2 separate regions of the Homo sapiens genome follow, and region 1 is linked to region 2. The links are chromatin loops, found by intact Hi-C in ENCODE. Cell type or tissue: ovary. All regions are shown on one strand. Each heading gives the region's core, and the rest is flanking DNA. Links, peaks and the distances in the headings are about the cores only.

Region 1 (2,909 bases), core at 120-2,619, 390 kb before region 2:
CGCTCCCGTAGGACGCAGCGGGACCCCGCAGTGCCCTACTCCAGGTCCACGGTGCGGCCCTGCAATAATGAAATCGTCTGCGCCCGGGGAAGGCCAGGAGGGCCAGGGGACACAGACGGTGTCACGGCCGCAGCCCTCTCACAGCCACTATCAGGGCAGGAGGCCTCCACCTAACAATTCCAAGCTAAGCGCTTTTTCTGATCTTAGGAAAGAGGAGGAGTTTTTCTGCGAGGAAAGTAACGCTTCCACCCGACGCCATCCGGCCCGATGGACGTCGAGGATCAGTCTCCAGAGTAGGAGAAAGGCCGACGGGTCGGAGAAAGGGTAGCAGGGAGAGCGGCTCGTCATCCAGCAGATGCAGCTCTGGGCTTCTCCACCCCCTCTCCTCCCTCAGAGGTGTGGGCGGGCGGAGAGCATCTCTCCTCGAAGGAGGCGACCCCCATAGCAGGGGCCGGGGCCTCCCCGCGTCGCGGCTCAGGGCTGTGATAGGTGGTCCCCGGGCCGAGGGGGCGCGAGCGCCGCGCGTTGCTGCTGGAAGGGCTCGCAGGGCGCACAGGGCAACCCTTAGTAGGGCGGGAGGGAGGAGTGCGGGCGAGAATTAGAGCCTGGGGAAGTGGCTGAATGTCAAAAGTAAAAGGTTGAAAAGCCAATTTTCCAGGCGCGCTTTCGCCCCCCTTAGCTGGTTGCAGGGGCCGTAAATCAGCGGCCGGCGGCGAGGGCGGGAGGAGCCCCCTCGGCGAGCTCGGCGCGGCCCCGCCCGGACCGTGCGCACCTCCCGGTGGGCCCCGAATCGATCCGAAGCCCAGCTAAGGATGTCAGCGCACTAAATATTTACTGATCACACACAAATAGCCGGGGCTCGAACGATTTTCCTCTGTGAGGAGAGCGCGGAGAGAAGGGTAAATCATTTTATTAGTGTGGATAAAGCCCAGAGCACACTCCGGGCTGGAGTGTTTTAAGATGTGTCTTCAACAGGATGAAAAGAGTTAGGGAAATCGATACCGAGTGATTAGAAGCCCCCGGGGTGACGAAGGGGGACTGGGCTTTCAGGGATTTGGCGAGGCCGAGAGGGGGGAGCAGGCCTCAAGGGGGGCGGCCCGACCACCGCCAGGGAGCTCCCGGCTCAGGCCTCCGTCCCTCCCTCCTCGACGGGAGACGCCAGGGCGCAGCGAGCTGCGGGGAGTCCACTGCGGCCAGGCTTCGTGGTGCCGGCGCCGGGTGAAGGCTGCGCGGGCCGCCGCGGGGCCGAGGGCTTGAGAGCCACTGGCTTCAAGCCGCGAGTGGCAGAGGCCAGGCAGCCGCGGGAGTGGATTGCAGGCGCGGTGTGGGAACGCCGGCAAGTCCCCCGCACGCAGTCTCTCCAGACAGCCTCGGGGATTGAAGGTGTGGCCTAAACAGGTTGCATTTCTCCTGCTGGCATTTCGGGTACTCCTCCCAGCCGCGACCCGATGCACCCTCGAACTTTCTCCCGGAGAAATCTCTACCCATCCTGTCTTTTAATATTTTTCAAGAGGTCTCAATGGCCCATCCCCGCCAGCTGCCTCTTCCTCCCACCCACTCGGTGTCAGGGGCGGCCGCCGGGTGGCGGAACCCGCTGGGGACTGCCGGGAGAGTGGGTTCCAGGTTCCCTGCTCGTGGGCAGGTGGGACGACATCTGAGGCCGAGGAGGAAGGCAGGGGGCTGGGTGACAGGCACCGAGGAAGCCCCAGGACGTCAGCGTCCTCTCCTAGGCGGGAACTCAGCTTTGGGGGTACCAGGCCACCCCCAGCGATGGAAACCCGCCCGGGGCCCTTGGCTGGGTACTGCGAACCCAAGTGGCCAAGGAGTAAAGGCTGGCAGGGCTTGACGAAGTTAGCAAGGCTTTGAGGGGAGTTTGCTGGGAGGGAGAGCAAAACCCCCAAACTCAAGCAGCGAAGCCCTGGCGCGAAAATGGCTTTTCACTTCTCCAAGCGCAAGTCTCTCTCGCTACTGTGAACAAACCTTGAGGTTCGAAACAGCTGCAAATAATCAAGTAGGCGCAAATTTCGGGAGGGGAAAGGAGGGGCAAAAGGTAAGAAAAGGGGAGAATCTTTTTCGTTTCTTCTTCCTTTTCCCGCTCCTGGCCTTTTCCTAAATATCTGCGCTCCCTAAAGCAACTGATAGCTACCTACGTTTGTTTATTTATTTAGAAAGGTTCACCCCCCCCCCACCACCACCCCCCAATTGCTCGATTTTCTTGGCAGCTTGAGGGATCCAATCCAGGCTGCCCTGCTTGGCTCTTCGGTGCAACAGGAAATGTAGCTGCAGATCCAATTAACCATTTTCCAGAAGAGAATTTCTTTTTTTTTTTTTTTTAAATGAATCCCAGTGGATTGAAGCGACCGTGTTCAGGTGTGAGGCTATCGGGTACCTCGCATTCCTTCCCCGGTAATCCTCCAATTCCTGCGTTGGAAGTTCGCAAGCCAAGCTGACCTGGAAGGTGTCAGGAGCCGGGTGTCCATTAACCCTTCTTGGTCTTGGCCAGAACGAAGGTTAACTACAGTGATCTACCAAAAAGAGACGTAGCAAAAAGGAAGCGAGGGAGGGAGGGAGCAAAGGAAGAAGGATGAAAGGAGGAAAGGGTATATTCACTCTAGTTGCCAGAATTTTAGAGCTCTGCCCTTCACTGGTCCTCTCCCACCTCCACCCTTCCTATGAAAGCAGGTTTCCATTCAGATAGACAACAGTCTCATCCATCACCCGCAGCACACTCCATGGAGATGGACTTTAGGGAATAAGAAAATATAATATAGTGAAATATTTTCTTGTATTTAACTGACCGTCTAGTCCATTTAAAAAATATTTCTAACCATGTCTACAGCAGTAGATTGCCGTGGCAGAGAGTTTTAAAAACTAAAAAAAAAAAAAAAAAAAACTAAAAAAAAATTACA
Region 2 (2,909 bases), core at 180-2,679:
GCTACTTCACATAGCCTGGAATCATTTGTCTGGCCTGCCAAGCAGTGATGATTCTGCACTTACCACACTCTCTATTATGTCAGGGCTAGAAATGAAAAGTGCTAGTGAAATAAATTAATAGGTGATTAAATTATCTTATTTGGAACTAGAGCTATACAAAGGGATGATTTACTATGCACTATACCATTTATAAATTACAAATTTAACAATGGTTAATTAGAAGAGATCCTCACATATACAGGTACATATGGATATATGTAAATTCAAGGTGTTTTGGCATCTAGAGCCAGAAAAATGAGGAAACAAGGGTGTTAACAAGGCACAGGGAGGAATACCAGTGAGGGTGTTGATTCTGGCTTTGTCCAATCACAAAACTGGTTTGACAATTTTTGATGAAATCAACCGGTGGGTTTAGTCTAGCACCTGGTCAATTCAGTCAAAAATGTCAAAAACCCTGTGACCGAATTGACAGGTGTTAGACTGACTGACTGGTCAATTCCATCAAAGCAGTAGAACCATTTGTGTTTGTAGATACATTTCAGGCCCAATATAGAAAAAGAGAATTTGGGGAATTAGCACTGGGGTAATCTCTTGGAGGGACACTTTGGGAGAATGGGCAGTAAGTCACCATTCTGTAATATCATCCCATATCGATGGCAATTCTAAGTCACAGCAGCCCCCAGAACGAACCTATGACCATTATTGGAAATAATTCAAAGCTATTAATAATATAGTGTCCTGATGCCCCTTGTAGTTGACTACTGTGACTTGTTTGTACTTTATTTGAAAAGCACAGGTATTCAGGGGACCAGTTCTGACACTTCTGTTTTGCCGTACATGAATACCCATGAATGTGACATTAGGACTGTGGGTGAAATAAATCTACATTTTTATTATCATGGCATATTAGTCTCCCAGATTAGATACAAACATGTCCATTTTAAATATTTGCAACTCAGCACTTTCTCTTCTCACAATGATAGTTTCTTAGTGACAGAGAGAAGGTCATTACAATAAAAACATGAGGTATAATGGGTGCTAAAAATGCTAAATATATTCACCCCCAACTTCTGGTTAGGTGGTCCCCGTGCTTGGTATTTGGCCTATGGGGAAAATTACGGATTTTAAGAAACCATCATGATGGTCCCACAGCATTCTCCCCTGGACCCCCACGGCCGGGAGACATGTGCATCTGCATAAAGTCTACTACATTAAAGACCAAAAGGGCTGGCTTGCTTCTCCCACGGTCTTAAGTTAACACTTGTCTTTGTGTAGTCCAGTCTTTTCTGAACTTGAAATCCAATTGGCCAACAATTAAAGCCAATTAGCACGTGAGGAAAATAAACCAAAGACTCTCTCCCTGTGTTTTCCATGGCTTGATAGAAAGCTAGTTAGCTCAAGGCATTAGCATAGTTGTGTATCAGGCCAGGCATATAACGGAGACTAGTTGGCTTAAAGTATTAGAAGACTGGGGTAGCGGCTGGGGCAGCAGAACTGTGTTATTCTGAGCTAACAGCTGCCAAACATTCTTGACAGGAGATGAGGCAGATGTCCAAGGACAATCAAAGAGAGAAGAAAGTTTAAGCCAACGTTTGCCTATCTCATATTCTCTGCTTGATCCTCAGCCTCAAAGACAACGCACAGCTGCTGCACTTCAAGGTCTAGAGGCTGATCCCAACTCCCAGGCTGCCCCCACACCCCTGCTTATTCTCTGAGAGCTGGGCTCAGCTTTCCTATCAAGCCGCCCTTGCAGGTCATCTTGTTGGAGAGAGTGGGGCTTCTTGGTGACTTTTCGATATTCTGAACACTCACAATGTTTAGATCAAAATTCCACAGTGTGTGATAATCATAAGATTCGGGACTGAAAAAGCCTTTCTAGGACAACCCTAAATGGGCCAGCTTATCAGGAGACAAGATAAGTGGTGGCCAAAACAGCGTGTCCTTAGAGGTAAGAAATCATCAGTTCAAATACAAAGTGAAGAAAAGAGGAGCAATCCATGTGAAATCTAAATGCTGCGGATTTACTCTCAAAGCTGCGGACATTTTGTTTCAGCATTTCAATAATAGAAGGGATGTGGGGGATAAAAATTAAAGTACAAGTGTCCATTATGGATAAAGACACACAATATGCATCTGTACTGAAAGCGTTTGCCAAAACGTTGGCGTGTTATCTCTCCTGGGGGAGAGGCAGAGGGACTTTATTTCCCATCAGTGCTAAGAGGCATTTCATGTCCTATAGTACGGCAATATGCTTATTTACTAAAATCTTTTATTGTTATATGTTACACAGCATGTCAAAAATAGGCAACTCTTTCATGTTGTTAAACAACATCTGCAGGTAATGAAACAGTAGAATCTTCTCAAATAAAGAACCTGTGTAATTGTCAAAATCTTTACACATACCATTGTTCCACAGAGGGGGAACAACTCAAAATTTTATGTTAAATTTTTTTTCTATGTACCCTCATCTCTTGTATGAGATACACACTTACAATATTAAATTGTAATTATTTGATAAAAATATTAATCCAAATTTCACCCCGTACTCATGAGTCTGTAGGCAGATGTACCCTTTTAAATATATTAGTATCCTCAAAGCAAGGGCATAGTCTGGACTTAGTGTGTTTATTGAGCAAATGCATAAATGAATGAATGAAAAGCAGGTAGACTTAATCACATGCCAAACCTACTGAAAATACATGCAAACAATGCTCCTACAATTCAGTTGCCTATAGAAGCAGTAGAAAGCTATATTTTTAGAGGAGTACCTGAAAAGAACACAATATGAAATAGTTTCTTTTAAAAGCACTAATTTGTTAGGAGTTCTTTTATTTCAACAAAAAATATCTATTTAAAAATAACTATTGGAATTAGAGAAGGTTTTAAAAATTACATGTATTTCTACCCCG

The links. Hi-C counts contacts between places; a loop is a spot of excess contacts. Peaks named below come from ENCODE experiments on the same cell type or tissue, not always from the same donor. Only the 100,000 strongest peaks of a DNase experiment are listed, where the experiment ranks them.
Region 1: it touches region 2 in a loop (6-fold over the local background); 10 of 110 quality-filtered maps call a loop at or near these places.

What each region holds. Positions count from the first base shown.
Region 1 is chr15:96,320,529-96,323,437 of GRCh38, reverse strand. The region is part of intron 1 of NR2F2-AS1 (NR2F2 antisense RNA 1); the gene reads left to right. Among named protein-coding and RNA genes, the nearest start is that of NR2F2-AS1, 5.1 kb to the left of the region's middle. In ovary, for the core only: a CTCF peak has its summit at 1,400; DNase peaks (open chromatin) are centred at 647, 1,237, 1,507 and 1,917; H3K4me3 peaks cover 2,500 bases; H3K27ac peaks cover 2,500 bases.
Region 2 is chr15:95,929,863-95,932,771 of GRCh38, reverse strand. No RefSeq gene overlaps it. Among named protein-coding and RNA genes, the nearest start is that of NR2F2-AS1, 400 kb to the left of the region's middle. RefSeq lists a cis regulatory region at 1,625-1,738. In ovary, for the core only: no CTCF peak of the experiment used is centred there; a DNase peak (open chromatin) is centred at 1,669; H3K27ac peaks cover 2,263 bases.